Linked DNA regions of Homo sapiens: region 1 is linked to region 2. A link is a loop called in an ENCODE intact Hi-C map of the cell type or tissue named here. Cell type or tissue: dorsolateral prefrontal cortex. All regions are shown on one strand.

Region 1 (8,000 bases), 490 kb after region 2:
ATCAATGAAATTACCTAAATGTGAAAAACATTCTGAGTACTGTACAGCAGCTCAGATATAGGCTATCTGATAAGACTAGGGGAAAAAAAAATAACCGATGCTTGGTTGCACCCAGTGGCTCACGCCTGTAATCCCAGCATTTTGGGAGGCCAAGGCGGGGGGGGATCACTTGAGCTCAGGAACCAGCCTGGCCAATATGGTGAAACCCTGTCTCTACTAAAGATACAAAAACTAGCCAGGTGTGGTGGTGCACACCTGTAATCCTAGCTACTAGGGAGGCTGAGGGATGAGAATCACCTGAACCCAGGAGGTGGCTGTTGCAGTGAGCTGAAATTGTGCCACTGCACTCCAGCCTGGACGACAGAGCTAGATTCCATCTCAAAAATAAATAAATAAAAATAACTGATGCTTGGGAATAAATCCTTGGAGAGTGGTTTCAGAGGGAAGGTGATTACTAGTACATAGCCTCCCATGGTCCTGCCCCCACAGATTTGAGGCTTAAAATAAGAGTTTTGCAATGAAAGAAGATGCAAAAAAGGAACAAGTTGTTTCCTCTCCATTACCATGTGAAAGAAAAATGTAAGCTATCCACAGATGGATGGTAGGACGTGGCAGCTACGTGCTGTCATTAGCGGTCTTCACTTTGGTTGTAGCTGCTTCATGTTCAGTATTGGTGGACAGTGGCAGTACCAGTGCCTTCAGCAGACACTAGCTGTATCTCCCAGACTTCTGCTCTCAGAATAGAAGGCATGGCTGAGAGCTAGAGGAGGGACGAGGAAACTGTGCCCACTTCCTGCTTACCAGGAATATGAGTTCGAGAAGCACCTGGAGACACTTTCAGGGATTCCCACAGTGGAGAAACATTTCTGAGTGGGATGGAGCAAGAGGAGGTAGAGAAATGTTTTGTACGAAATTATATTGTTTTACATTCAGGCTGAGAAACTAGATTGCTTGAATATAATTTCATATTTTTAATTAAAATAATTCAGAAGGCATTTTTGGATTATAGTTTCCTTGAGATTTCTCATTATTAAAATCATTGTTTTTATATGATCAGGTCATAGGGAAAAAAGTCCCATTGATCCTGGGTGTTTAGATTTGGTATAAATAGGAACTCCCTTTATCAAAGCTGCCTTAGCAGCCTCCTGGTAAAAACATAAAAAGATAAAAGAATCATTGTGCTGCTTATTTTAACAGAAGCAGAATTACTGCCTTCACAGCGCAGCCTCACAGTGCTCATAATTATCCCTGTCCAAATACGTTAACTTTTTCAAACCAAGCCCTCCCTCGTTCTATGGTTTCAACCTCATTTTTGTACCTTTTGGATTAGTAAGAGATTTTCTTTGGCTTTTGGAAGAAGTCAACCTCTCAGGAAACAATTGAATTAAACTTCATGTTTGTTTAAAGAGTCCTTGAGTAGTACCCCACCTCTGCCTTTCCTCAAAATGTCTCCGATGAAAGAATAAACAGAGAATGTTCTGCATTGTGTGGTATCCAAAAGGGCAGGACAATGTTTAACAAGTTCCATATTCTGAAAATGTTCCATATTCTGAAATGTCCCAGTAACACCTTAAGACTCGTTGAGTATTTCAGACCATTTCGCAGCTTTACAGCATTCAGTACACTTCTGGCTTCATATTGTTGATTCTTATATAACAGTTATCGGGAGAGTCTCCAACTAACTACCTTCATTACCGAATTAGAAGGAAGGGTTTTTTTGTTTGTTTGTTTTTTAATGTTTTTACATTAGAAAATGTACTTGAACAGGTGAAGTTCAATCAGCTAATAGCCACTATTTATTGAGCATCTGGTATGTACCAGGCATTGTGCTAAATTTTTTGACATCATTATAGTGTCTCGTCTAATAAATACATTATTAAGTAAGGTAAAAAAAAAAAAAAAAAAAGGTTTCGCTTCATCTGCTTTTCTAAAATTTCCTAAAAAGAAATTTCCAGCCTATGCACAATGTTATCCAAGTATTTTAACACAAAGCCTTTTCCAGTTTTTGTTTTCAATGAACTGTTTTCTAATGTTACACAAATAAGATGCAATGTCTTATCAGAAAAAAATCCACAAAGCACTGGCATTCTTAATTTCTATTACTAATTTCCTTTTTGGTGCACAGCGGTTTGGTTTTATTAGGTGTACATATTTTTAGTTACTTTATTCCTGGAAGTGGAACAATTTATTTTGGAGACATGAGGCCCAGAAGAAAATATTAGAAAAATGCAAAGCAGAAAGTATAGAAAAGTTTAAGATGATTATTATTATGCACAAAGAAAGTAAAGGGGGAAGTTGCTCCAGAACTATCTTCAACAACTTGAAGGAATATTTTAGGAGGGCCCTGGGTACAGAGAAGACAGACGAGAGGAAGCGGAGTTGAATTACAGAAAAGTGATATTTAAAGAACACTCTCCAACCAGCATAGATGCAGAAGCAGTCATGCAGATGACTCGAGAGGTCAGGAGATCTCCCAAACCCTCTGTTTCTTAAAGACTCGTGAAATCACCTTTAGCTTTAGAAGGAGAGGGGGAGACTTAGGATATTACTATGCCAGTGGAGAGGGCCAGCACTGGTTAAAATCCTGGAGACTTCTTACTAGGATTTCTTTCTACCTTACTATACAGTGAAACATTTTTAGGCTTGTCATAAAGAAAACAGCAAACATGGTTGATATTTCTTCTTTTGACATGGGTCAAGCTTCCTGACTTCCTCAAACCAATAAAAAGATGATGATGATGATGATGATGATTTGAGACAGGGTCTGGCTCTGTCACCCAGGCTGGAGTGCAGTGGTGAGGTCTCGGCTCACTGCAACCTCTGCCTCCCAGATTCAAGCAATTCTGCCTCAGCCCTCTGAGTAGCTGGGATTACAGGCATGTGCCACCACACCTGGCTAATTTTTGTATTTTTAGTAGAGACGGGGTTTCACCGTGTTGGCCAGGTTAGTCTCAAGCTCCTGACCTCAGGTGATCCACTTGCCTCCGCCTCCCAAAGTGCTGGGATTACAGGCGTTAAGCCACCACATCCAGCCTAAAAAGATTTTTAAACAAGACAAAATTGTTACTGCTATTAAATGTATCTGGTAACTGATTCCAATAGTATTTCAATTAATGCTTTGGAACAATAAGCATTTTTAGTGCTTTTGAGAGTGTGAAGAAAGGGAGAGTGAAGAGTGACTTGCCGCAGGGCTGCTGCCTGGAGACCCAGTGATCTGTGGGAGTAACACAGTTCCGACTTCTGCACTCTGGAAAGCAGGAGTCAGTTTCAGATGTAGGCAATTTACATTTATAGACCAGGTCAAGCAAATTGGACAGTTTAAGTGAGCACTGAATGAATGGGAACATAAATATGTTGGGGCCTATAAATGGTCATATTTATGGAGTGCAGTAAAATCCGTATCTCTCCCCACTTGGAGAAATCTCGCCAACTGGATTGAAAGCAGTGGTCACGATACTGAGTGCTGAAACCACAGGAGAGGCAAACTCTGCTCTTGATATTGAACTTCCAACGTCTGTTGTACTATTTCAGATGCACTTGAATATTCACTATCCCATGGTAGAGAATGGGTAATAGGTGCTAAGAAATGTCAAAAACAACAAAACACAAATAAACAAAGAAACAAAACGCCCCAAACCAAAAAGCAAACCACTTCCTTTTGAACTCATTCATAAATCTCCAAAATCTATACCAGACTGCCAAACTCAGCCTAATTTTTGAGAAAATATACTCCATATGTCATTTGATAGGAAGAGAAAGATTAAGCCAACTCCAAGTAATAAAAAATGGGTAACCAGTCCCACGGCACAGCACTCACTGCTGTTTTATTCATTACGGTGGGTCCTGTTTGGTAGTCTTAGAAGCGAAACTGAAGATTGGAGCTTGGTTTACTTTACAATCCAAGTGTTGGAATACATTTAGCCTTCCAATTACAGGAAGCACAGTCCTCCAGTTGTTGAACTCTAGTGTGAGCTAGCATTGTGGTGTCTGAGTCATGAGTAGGGAGCAAGCTCACTAAGCCAGAAGTCTTTCTAAAAGATGACTAGAGAAATCCAAGAGCAGATCGTCTCCGCCTGTTTGTGTGTCATGGTAAGAAAACACTACCTCCCTACGGAAATATTCTGACATTGTTGCTTTGTCTCCAACTCACTGGAGATTCCAAGATTCCAAGAATAAAGAAAAGTTGGGATTCTGATCATTGATGTGTATCAAATTTTCACACTCCCTTAATTAATTTCGCCATGAGCTATTGATCTCAGCAAACTTCAACACTGATTGTTTTCCCACCACTAAGAAGTAGGTTAAGGGCAGTTTAAGTGCTCTAGTTTTTACTGAGTGATAAAATCATGCTATGCCTAATTGACTAAAATGAATTAGAAACTCTGTTTTTTGTTTTTTTTTTTACTTTTTATATGCAAGTAATTTCAAAATAGAGAAAAAAGTTGCGAAAATTAAGAATAGTACGAAAGAACCACTGATTGTTAAGATTCTGGGTGATCCATTTTATGTCCACATGGTGACTCGCAAAATTGAATTAACCCTGCTCCTTCTGATTTGGGGCTATCTGTCATATAGACTTGTAGACAAAAGCACCATCATTACTAGTTTTACATTGTTTGGTATGACAGAACCCAAACCATTCTCTTGCACTGGTCATTGATTTTTCCCTGTTTTCAACAAATTATTAAATCTAAATCCTATGCTTAGTGAAATACTATTTGGGCAGCCCACTGCTAGCAGCTTGGCTGACTTCACACATATTATGAGGCTGAACTTTGGGCCTAAGTGCTAAACTGAATACAATTTTAGGTCTTTCCATTCAGAGAAAAATACATGAACACCATAACGGGCCTAAGATTTCCTGGCTTTGGCTCTTGCACTCCATCTTCTGGCCAAAAGTTGGTCTTGAGAGGTTTAAACTGAATACACCCATTGTTACAATCAGTTACATAACATAGAGCCGTTGGAGCATTAGATTGATTTCAGCAAAAGAAATGCATGAATGTTATACCCATGAAAATGTACTACCTCCATAGAAAAAAGCAATTTACAGGATCAGAAGGAAGATGACTACAAAGCGAAAATGACATCCTGTGCTTTCCTGGAATGCCGATCTGTGATGCCCACATCAGGAGTATGCAGGCCAAGGTTTTATGGCCAGGTGACACAGGCAGAGAAGAAAGAGGTGGGGGGAACACTGGGGGGCAGGTGGGGGTGGGGTTAGGCACAGGGAGCCATGGTCTGATTATTGCGATTTTACTTTACATTTTAGGTAACTTTTCTCCAAGTCACCAGCTCTGAGATCTACGCATCTTGAAGACAAGAACTGAGTTCAGTTCATCTTCGTATCATCCACAGACCACACAGTTTCTTGTTGAATGAGTGAATTAAGAATGAGCCACTAATGTATTCACTTTTTAAAAAAAAATGTGCAGCCATGCTATTTAAACTAATCTGACACACAAATATTAAATTTAGAAATGTATCTAGAAATATGTCTATGTAGTCACATTTTTCTATTTGCTCCTGAGATGGAACCTATTTGTGGAAACAAATGATCTATTTAGATTTCTAATTATTCTAGACCTGGAGGGGGCTATAATGAGTACATGGTTTAAATCCAAAATTAACAGTTATCTTTTTAGTTTTTAAAAATCATCATAAACAATTCTACAGATCCTATCTATAGATTCCATATACTTTGGCCTCTTCTGGGTTTAACAATATTTGCAACATACTCTTAAAAGAGGTGAAATAATTGTCATGATGCCATGGTAGTGACTGTCTCAACAGTGAGAAACATGAAGGTTTTGGATAACTGAAGCAACAACGCATGGAGACAGGTTTCTACACAACATCAAGTTTAAATCTCCCAGGGACTAGGATCCTTTTTGCATAGATATTCCCTGTCCTTAACCTCATCTATACTTTGACTCAAGAAGCTTTGCTGATAAGTTTCACTGAGGGTTAAAATACAATGCAGGGCCAGGCATGGGGCTCACACCTGTAATCCCAGTGCTTTGGGAGGTGGGCTCTTGATCTCAGGAGTTTGAGGCCAGCCTGGACAACATGGTGAAACCCCATCTCTACTAAAAATACAAAAATTAGCTGGGTATGGTGGCTTATGCCTGTAATCCTAGCTACTTGGGAGGCTGAGGCAGGAGAGTCACTTGAACCTGGGAGGCAGAGGTTGCTGTGAGTGGAGATCGTGCCACTGGACTCCAGCCTGGGCAACAGAGCGAGACTCCATCTCAAAAAAAGAAAAAAAAAATACAGTGCAGTGTTATAACTAATTCTGACCAAAGGGAAAAATAGTGAAAAAGAAGACCTGCCATTTATCAAAGACCTACTGTGCGCCCAATATTCTCTACATACATCGCTCATTTCATCTTCTAAGCACCATTTGGGGTCATAGAGACACCCAGAGCTCAGCTTTGGCCTCGTGTTCAGCTGAAATCCTGCTGTCTGCCTTTGCTTCCTCTCTGGAAACCTGCTTTATGTCACCCCTGAACTTGCATCAGATCAATGGTCATCTACTTGCATAGGTTACCAGTGTATCTAATCATTATAAGAACATCACTGATACAAAGATGGTGTGACATTTTAATTTGTTGTTAATATTATAATACAGTTTTCACTTTTAAATATAGATAAACATTCAACATGAAACTTGGAGTGAAAAACCTCCTGTAAGTGTTTAGAGATTGGAATTCTATCAGTCAGTCAAAGTATGAATTCATACTTCTTCTTCTTCTCATTATTATTATTATTATTATTATTATTATTATTATTATTATTTTGAGACAGAGTCTCACCCTGTCGCCCAGGCTGGAGTGCGTTGGTGTGATCTCAGCTCACTGCAGCCTCCACCTCCCAGGTTCAAGCCATTGTCCTGCCTCAGCCTCCCGAGGAGCTGGAATTACAGGTGCCCACCACCATACCAGGCTAATTTTTTGTATTTTTAGCAGAGATGAGATTTCGCCATGTTGGCCAGGCTGATCTTGAGCTCCCGACCTCAGGTGATGCACCTGCCTCGGCCTCCCAAAGTGCTGTGATTACAGGCTTGAGCCACCGCGCCTGGACAATACAGTGTTCACTTTTAAATATAGGCGAACATTCTACATGAAACCTGGAATGAAAAACCTCCTTTAAGTGTTTAGAGATTGGAATTCTATCAGTCCAAGTATGAATTCATACTTTTTTTTTTTTTGAGGCGGACTCTCGCTCTGTCACCCAGGCTGTAGTGCAGTGGCGCGATCTCAGCTCACTGCAAGCTCCACCTCCTGAGTTCACGCCATTCTCCTGCCTCAGCCTTCCGAGTAGCTGGGACTACCAGCACCCGCCACCACGCCCGGCTAATTTTTTGTATTTTTAGTGGAGACAGGATTTCACCGTATTAGCCAGGATGGTCTCCATCTCCTGACCTCCTGATCTGCCCGCCTGGGCTTCCCAAAGTGCTGGGATTACAGGCGTGAGCTACCGCGCCCGGCCGAATTCATACTTCTTATTGCAAGACTGTGGTGAGCGCAAAAGTCATTAATCTTATGTAAAAGAATGCATGTTTTAGGATACATATTCTTTTTTGGGTCCACAAACATACATAGAAATTTAAATGATAATACATGGCAGAATAAAAAAGATTAATAGGCCGGGTATGGTGGCTCACGCCTGTAATCCTAGCACTTTGGGAGGCGAAGACAGGAGGATCGCTTGAAGCCAGGAGTTCGAGACCAGCCTGGGCAACATAGTAAGACCGCTGTCTCTACAAAAAAAATAATGTAGCTAGGTGTGGTGGTATGAGCCTGTAGTCGTAGCTACTAGGGGAGCTGAAGAAGGAGGATCACTTGAGTTTAGGAGGTTGAGGCTTCAGTGAGCTGTGATTGCACCACCACACTCCAGCCTCTGTGACAATGTGAGATTCTGTCTCAAAAAAGAAAAAATCACAAGGAGGAAAAACTCCCAAATCATTCTACGACAAAGTATGTTATACATCATCTTTG
Region 2 (8,000 bases):
ACAGGTGCAAAGCCGTAGAGAGCCCGGGATGGGCTCTCCTGACTCTCATGACTCTTTTTTAACAGCAAAGGGAGGACCCCGGTTATGTTGCATCTCCCAGCAGAGGTGATTGGGCTTGACAGAGCTCTGAAGAAAGAACAGAGCTGGCTTCTTCCTCATCCTCCCCACCTCATAGATTTTCCGCCTGCTGGGGAAGCTGTGCATGGGGGTACTCTCTACCCACTTCCTGAGGCTTGGGAATCCCACAGCACAACTAAAATACTGCCTTGCTCAGAGGAGATGTTTGGTGGGAGTCATGGGACTATTAGGTTCATTGGAGAGAACTTGATCCCAAGCGAGAATAGCAGGAATAGAAATCATTCTTGTCCTGGTGAATTAGCATATATCCAAGCCTCCCATCTAACAGGAGTGCTCATTTCAGAACCCTGGTGGTAGGAAAAGCAAGTGCTTCTCTATCCTGAGTCTTTACTATTATGCAGATAACACCAGGCCTCCTTCAGTAGAGCGGATTTTGTTAATTTGAAAAGTGACACTAAACAGAATTCTGTCACTACCAGTGATATGTCAATGTTTCACCAACTCCCACTTGACAGATGAAGCTGCTTTGGTGAAAGGAGCTAAAAAGCTGGGCTTTGTCTTCACAGCCAGAACACCATTCTCAGTCATCATAGAAGCGGTGAGTAACATGCGTGTGCACATTTCAGATCACCTGCTTTTGTGAAGATTGTGTGTGTGAAATGGCATGTCTATTGTAAATATGATAGCTAAATTTCTCTTTCAGTGAAAAATTAAGACCTGTGACAAACTGGAGTTAATGTGATTATATTAGCTTGTTCGAGTTGTTTTGCATTGCAGTATTGTTTTCCCCTTCAAGATGCTTTTCCACATGTCTTTCATACACTGATGTGAAATTATTTGTAGCAAAGAACTTCACGAATCTACTCTTTGTTCTATAATAATTGGGAAAATAACTTAGCGGCCCACTTGTCTTTGAGGGCAGGTTCCACATCTCTTTGTAGCCTCAGAGCCTAAGAGTTCTTACTCAATGAAGCCTCACAGTCCACTGGGCTTCAGTCTCTTCAGCTGGGAGAGGAGTCAGCGTTAAGATCTCTCTCTCTCTCTCTCTCTCTCTTTTTGAGACAGGGTCTCACTCTGTTGTCCAGGCTAGAGTGCAGTGGTGCAATCTCGGCTCACTGCAACCTCTGCTTCCCAGGTTCAAGCAATTCTCCTGCCTCAGCCTCCGGAGTAGCTGGGACTGACTACAGGCACGTGCCACCACGCCTGACTAATTTTTGTATTTTTAGTAGAGACGAGGTTTTGCCATGTTGGCCAGGCTGATCTCAAATTCCTGACCTCAAGTGGTCCACCCGCCTTGGCCTCCCAAAGTGCTGGGACAGGCGTGAGCCACTGTGCCGGGCTTTGATCTCTTTTATCTATATGAGGGATCCCCCCTGCAACTGGAGTCAAGGGGTTTACATGTTTTCTGATTTTTTCTGAGTTTCCTTACCTACAGGCCAAAGGGAGAAATTTAGTGATAGGAAAATAATTATATCAAATAGGAGGTCAAATACAGACCCTTGGAATGGGCAACAGGGGAAAATGATGGTTATGACTGGTGAGGCAGTGGTGTTTTTCATGATGACCAGTTAGAAGGGCTGTTTTATTGTTGTCTGCATTGATGATAAGGGTCTGGGGCTAGTCCCTGCCATCCCTTGCCTTTCCCTACTCCTCCATTTGGGGAAGACGCAGGGATTATAGTTTTTGGCTTTATGGATGCATCCTTAAATCCATAGACCTTTAATGCATTTGAAATTCACTTCCAAATGGTATAATAACTTCGTATGGTTCCTGACTTGGGAGTACTGTAGTAAGTTTTTTCTTTTAGTTATATGCAAAACCTATAAAATATCTTATCTTATACAAAGTACCCATTTATTGGCATCTTCAGTTTCTTATGGAGTACAGAGATGAGATCATGTGATCATGTTTACTTTTACTATGCTTATTTTAGTCAACAAAGGGAATTTAGCTTAAGGAAATGTACCATCATTAAAAGTGGAATGAAGTACTGATTGAATATAGAATTTCCCGTACAGAAGCTTTTTTAAAAATGAGGTCTTTTTCCCCCCTTCAGTTGGAGGAGAATTTTAATCTGAACTATAGGATTTTCAGTTGTGTGGGTGCCACCGCATGTCTCTGCATTGCAAAAATGGAGGTTGGGGGTTGGGGAGCTTGGATCATAGGTGAGAGAGACAGAAGAGAACAGGCGCTTCCACTTCACTCACAATGCCAAATAAATGTGGAACCTAGAGAGCCTATTGGTGTTGTCCTCCTGGTGTTATAATGCTGCATTGACACCTCTTTGTTACCTCATTAAAGTTTTAAGGTCATATTTCTGGGGGTCACAAAAGACTGCCTGATTAGTTAGGACTCGTAGATAACAGTAATAAAAAGAATCCTACTCAACCATTCATCAAACCACCAATTCTCAAATTATAGGTTTTGCATATAAGTAAAAGAAAAAACTTACTGCAGTACTACCAAGTCAGGAACAAATTCTCAAATTCCTACATATTTACATGAAATGTCCTCGCCAATAGTCAGAACAGCCACATCCATGGGCTGCATGTGGACGTGGTTGATATAACTGTGAGAGAGGGGGTGGCTCCTGGGAGTGGCAGCCCTGGTGCTGGGTGGTGGTAGTAGCACTGGGTGTCTTCTGAATGGGGATATGATGGAAAGTTAGGACAGGCTGTGGAGAAAGGGAACTCGGAACTCGTGGATCCAGAGAAGTGAATAAAGATTGATGAAGGCTGGATGAAGTGGATCATTAGTTGTTTTGTAGGATGCAAAGAGAAGGAGTGGAGAGTTGTGGGTGTGAATGAAGATAATGATTCCGTCATATACTTGGTAATTTGAATGTGTTACTTCATTGATTACTTCTCTGAGCCCTAAGAGATGAGTGCTTTTGCCATGCATAAGAAAGTCACACACTTAGAGGCAGAAACTGGATTCAAACTCACATGTATTGGGTGCCAAAGGCCATGTTCTTTCCACTGTGAAGTGTTGGGGAAATGAAAAGATTAGATTAAAAATCTGAAAATAGCATGCGCACCATCTGGAATTTTTAGATGGAAAAAATTGTGAATATTGACATTCTAACTTGAAAGAACCCAAAGAAAAAGAGCGTTTGATTGATTGCTCTGAGACCAGGTACAGATTCACCATCTCTTATCTGCAAATTCGAAACCCAAATGCCTTTGAATTCCAAAAGATTTTTCCTAAATTTGGTGAAGAGTTATTTGGCAGCAAAACCTAATCAGAACTGACATGAAGCTGTTTATGATCTTTATGAATCTCATTTCCTGATATGCATACATTTTGCTGTAGAAAGCGGATGTGTTGTGTACCAGCATGTTACCCCAGACCCTGCTGGGGACATTATGATAGATGGTCTAGAATATGTCTATATAATTTGTAAAATCCTGAATTCAGAAGCATAACTGGGCCAAAGGTTTCTGACGGACCTGTGCAGCTGGTGTCCTCTATCTCCATCTCTTGGAAGTGCCTGCACTCCCCAACTGTTAGCACTGAAGAAACGTGAGAAGCTTCCACCAGAAGAGGGAGCTCTGACCCCACCAGACTTGTGAGAAAACAGTACATGTTGCAAAGGGCTAGAAGGTGGGAAGAGAGAGAGAGAGCATATATATGTCTGTTTATGCTTGGGAGACAATTGCTTTGAGATTTTAATACTTTGCACCTCGGTTAAGAGCCTATTTTTCTTCCTTTAGATGGGACAGGAACAAACATTCGGAATCCTTAATGTCCTGGAATTTTCTAGGTATGTTTCTCTTTCATACGTTTGAAATAAAATAATTATATTTATTTACCAGCTTCATCAGAGTGTTTACATGATTGTATGGTATGATTCAATATATTACTTAAGTATTAAATATAATAAATGTATCTCCATAAACTCTTTTCTTCTTGGAATTTGTGACTTTCATTAAAGAAAGTGAAGTAGGTTATTTTTCTTTGTTTTATTCAAGAGAAATGCTCTACTTCCATGTCCTCCTTTTTCTTTAGATTTCCAGAGCCTGATGTTCTTGCATCAGCAGCTGCAGACATGTCTGAATAGTTTGGAGCATGTGATGGGGGCATTATTTTCATTGGCGTTTCCCAAGTCCCATGAGGTCATTCCTCTTGCTCCATTTGAGCACTCCTCTGGAGATCTGAGAAACTGACAAATGATGACAGATGAGATCAGTTCATCCCATTAGAGGCTGGGTCCACGTAGGGAAGTTTTCCTGGACTTATTCGGAAGCATTCTTCCCCAGTACAATTTTAAAAAGTTAGACCCAGGAATATTTGTTGGACTTTTTTGTTCACATAGAACATTCATAGTTGGTTATAAGGAAACATATCTTAATTTTTTGTTTCTTTGCCTCTTTTTAACATGGAATTGTCAGTACTAAAGCAAAGTTCTGTTGCTATCTCAAAGGCATCTTTTCCTATTATTAAAATTAGGTGGATTTTTGAATAACCTTTGTTAAACAGTGTTATAAAGCTCTGTCTGCTTTATAAACTATTTTTAATAAGGATTAGTTTTTTATCTTTGTGTAGGAAATACTTTCCAGCCCTAGTCTTTAGTTTTAGGTTTGCAGGCATCGACTTGGAACCATGGGGAGGGGAGGAGGGATGGCTGATTACGGTGGTGGCTCATGTAGGAAGTGGTGACAGTGTCCCTGCGTGTGGAGGTGAGCGACGTGCTAGGCATCTCTCCAAACTGTGTGCTTCATCTTTTATTGGAAACTGTGCAGTGCCCTGTGATTACATTAACTGGGACCAGCAGTTATTGGACAGGCAAGGAGGAGGAGAAAAGGGAGTTAGATAAAAACAGGTGAATATTGGTAGAGACACAAGGATGTATTAAAATGTATATATGGGAGAATAAGAAAGAACAGAAAGATAATTTGTGGTTACAGTGGTGAGTCTATTTCTTTTTCATGGACTCATCTCTTTCCCAGTGCCACTTAATCTTGATAATACTCCCGCGAAGTACTTGCTTTACACATTGAGAAACTGAAACACGGGTTTCAAGAACTGCTAGGAGTGCCCACCTCTAAGATAGTTGAGAGAGAATGCAAATCCAGGTCAGCTAGAGCACTATAGGTTAGGATGTGGGAATTTACCCAGAGCTGAAGAGAGACTCTCCCCGACTCTTAGAGACTTATAGTCCATTGGGAACCACCACACTGAAAGGCCACAGAGATGGGTGGTCTAGGGCCCTCTGTAGTTGGAGTGTGCTTCAGGAGGATGAAATGTTGGCAAAGGAGGATCAGAATGTGTAGAAGAGGAGAATGGTGAGTCCCGTGTGTGCTCGAAGCCTGGTGGTGGTTCATGGGAGGGTTGGTGGGAGATGAGGTGAGGCTGCACAGGTGGACGGAGAGCAGTAAGAAGAATTCATAGGCGGTGGAGACTCACTGAGGGCTCGGTGAGTGAGGATGGGCCATGAGGAAAGACGTGTGAGGAAGTGTAGATGCTGCGGTGAGGGGAGAGAGAGTTCCTTGGTGCTAAATTGGGAGTGTTCTGCGGGTTTGTGATTTCTTTCTACTCCAATTAAAAGATGACACAGGGAGGAGCTTCTGAGTTAAGTGGATCTATACTGAGTCTCCCACTTTCCTACCTACTGGGCAAGTTACTTGATAGCTTAGAGGTGGAAAATAAAGAATATTTTTAGAGAGTAGAGTCAGAAGTCAATCAGATGTGGACTGTCAGTGCTGGAATTCTCCTTTTCTGTTTTTCCTACTGCAAATAGCGGTCCTAGTCTATTTTCATGGCAGGGAAAGAAATAGGCTTATGTTCATTAGATGTAAATAAAAAGAGTAGGAGATACACAGTTAGGTCCTACTTTGAAGAAAAAGGCAGGGAAAGATAGACCTTGTTCATTTTTAGGAACCCCAGACCCCCTTTTGTTTTGATTGGTGTTCAGCTGTGGGATATGCATCCTGTAAACAGACCAATGATGACTTTTTTTTTTTCACTCTCCCAGTGACAGAAAAAGAATGTCTGTAATTGTTCGAACTCCTTCAGGACGACTTCGGCTTTACTGTAAAGGGGCTGTAAGTACCGGAGAAGCGTTGTGCGTAGCGGAGTTCTTGGCAGCTTTGTTAATCTGCCGCTTTTCCTAACTGCTTTCCTCATCATTCCCTGATTGTTTGTCCAGAGTTGAAAGACTGTTTCAGGTAGGCTGTGAAGTTGACTTAGTAGTAAAAGCCCACTGAAGATAATGGTGGTTCAGGGCAGTGTGGCAAAGATGGTCAGTGAAAAGCTTACTGAAATCGTTGGTTTCAGAAACAGTGACTCCACGTGTCATGCAAAATCCTTGAATGGGAATTCTTATTCCAGTTTTACCAGCATTGTGTTTTGACTTTGGGAAGACAAAGTAATTTGTGTTGACCTATGATAATCTTGAGTATTCTGATATATATTGGTTCTCTAGCACCTCTTCTTCTCAATTGTTATGTTTTTTTCTCATACATTATAGAGAGACGTGTTTTAGGTACAAAGGCAATGTCCATGTGTAGCTGCATTATTACTGCCCCTTTTAGTCAGTTTCCTAGGTCAGGCTTTTTGTCCTGTATACCTTCTAGTAACCAAATCTAAATGGTTTATCTCAAAGGAAAGATGTTATTGCTTATGAGTCTTACTTATAGAACTAGATCCTGTTAAATTTTAGTCTTATGTATCGAGGGAAAGAATTATTAAACTTATTTTATTTGACTATGTCAAGAATACAGAGCTCTCCTAGGATTAATTAGTGGTTGACAGTATTACTAATCTTTACCAGTTGTGGCAAGAAGGGTGGTTTTATTTGAGTACACGATGAGTAGAGCTTTTTACAAATGAAGGAATGCATGGGAATTCTAAAGGCATTATATTTGGACTCGCTAAAGAATTCTGTGTTTATGGTAAAATGACTTCAATTAAGCTCATCTAGGTTTTGTTCTCATATGATATATTTTTGAAACTTTTTGTTTATTCATTTGCCATTGTGTTCTAAGTACCACATCGAGTACAACAGGTGTCAGTGTGAGGTGGTAGAGAGAGGAGGGCTGTCAGTATAGAAGAGGTACATACGAAAATGTTGCAAAGGTGTGTTGTATTTTTATAGGATTTAATTCTCTCCAAAACCAAACTCAGTTTAAAAAAATTTTTGTAATAGCCTAAAACTATGCAATTTGTAACACATTTGATGGATTATCTGTGGGATCTGGTCCCCCAACCCTTCTTGTCAGTCATGGAAATAGTCATAGGCAGATGGGCTGTGCACCTGTGTGTTTCTTGGCAGAACTGAGTTCAGCGCCCAATGGGTTGTGCCCTCTGTGCTTAGGAGCTCCTCCCGTATTGGGAGGCAGGATTGTACTTGAGTAATTTGGGATGTGCATTTTACCCTTTCTCCTTCTGCGCAAACGCCTGATAAACTTTGGGATATGAGTTTTGCAAATTTTGGTGAATATAGGCCCCCATGTATTCCAATGATTCTCCTGTATTTCTGGTTCTCCCCAGCATATTTTTGTTTGGCTTTTAAGATAACAGATTTTGGTTTTGTTGGACACATTCATACCCAATTTGTTTTCCAAAGCTCATGCCTGAGCCCAGCCAAATGCTAAATTCCTACTTACCCACTCGGGTATTCTCATGCATGTTAGATAAACAGAAACAAAGCCATGCTTAGTATGCTGGCTGGAAGGTTTACTGAAGGCTTTGCCAGTCACAATGTTTCCCTATTTTATAGGATAATGTGATTTTTGAGAGACTTTCAAAAGACTCAAAATATATGGAGGAAACATTATGCCATCTGGAATACTTTGCCACGGAAGGTAAGTGGAATTTGGAAATGCTGTTTTTGGCCATTGGAGCTGTACTTTCAAGCATGTTGTCTTGATTTCCAGGGGCACATTCTTCCAGTGCCTGCCCCATCCCCTCCTGTGCCCATG

What was found. A loop is a pair of places that touch in the nucleus more often than their neighbours do. Peaks named below come from ENCODE experiments on the same cell type or tissue, not always from the same donor. Only the 100,000 strongest peaks of a DNase experiment are listed, where the experiment ranks them.
Region 1: a loop joins it to region 2, with 8 times the contacts of the local background. A loop is called at or near these places in 100 of 110 quality-filtered maps.

The regions. Positions count from the first base shown.
Region 1 is chr13:26,058,151-26,066,150 of GRCh38, forward strand. LINC00415 (long intergenic non-protein coding RNA 415) reads right to left here and starts at 1,372. Exons shown (of 2, transcript NR_146971.1): 1 at 1,319-1,372. In dorsolateral prefrontal cortex, CTCF peaks have their summits at 4,888 (motif pointing left) and 5,088; a DNase peak (open chromatin) is centred at 4,871; H3K27ac peaks cover 389 bases; H3K27me3 peaks cover 891 bases.
Region 2 is chr13:25,571,017-25,579,016 of GRCh38, forward strand. It overlaps ATP8A2 (ATPase phospholipid transporting 8A2), which reads left to right. Exons shown (of 37, transcript NM_016529.6): 18 at 594-676; 19 at 3,792-3,841; 20 at 6,053-6,122; 21 at 7,799-7,883. Among named protein-coding and RNA genes, the nearest start is that of ATP8A2, 200 kb to the left of the region's middle. RefSeq lists an enhancer at 3,525-3,574. In dorsolateral prefrontal cortex, CTCF peaks have their summits at 3,614 (motif pointing right) and 3,813; a DNase peak (open chromatin) is centred at 3,605.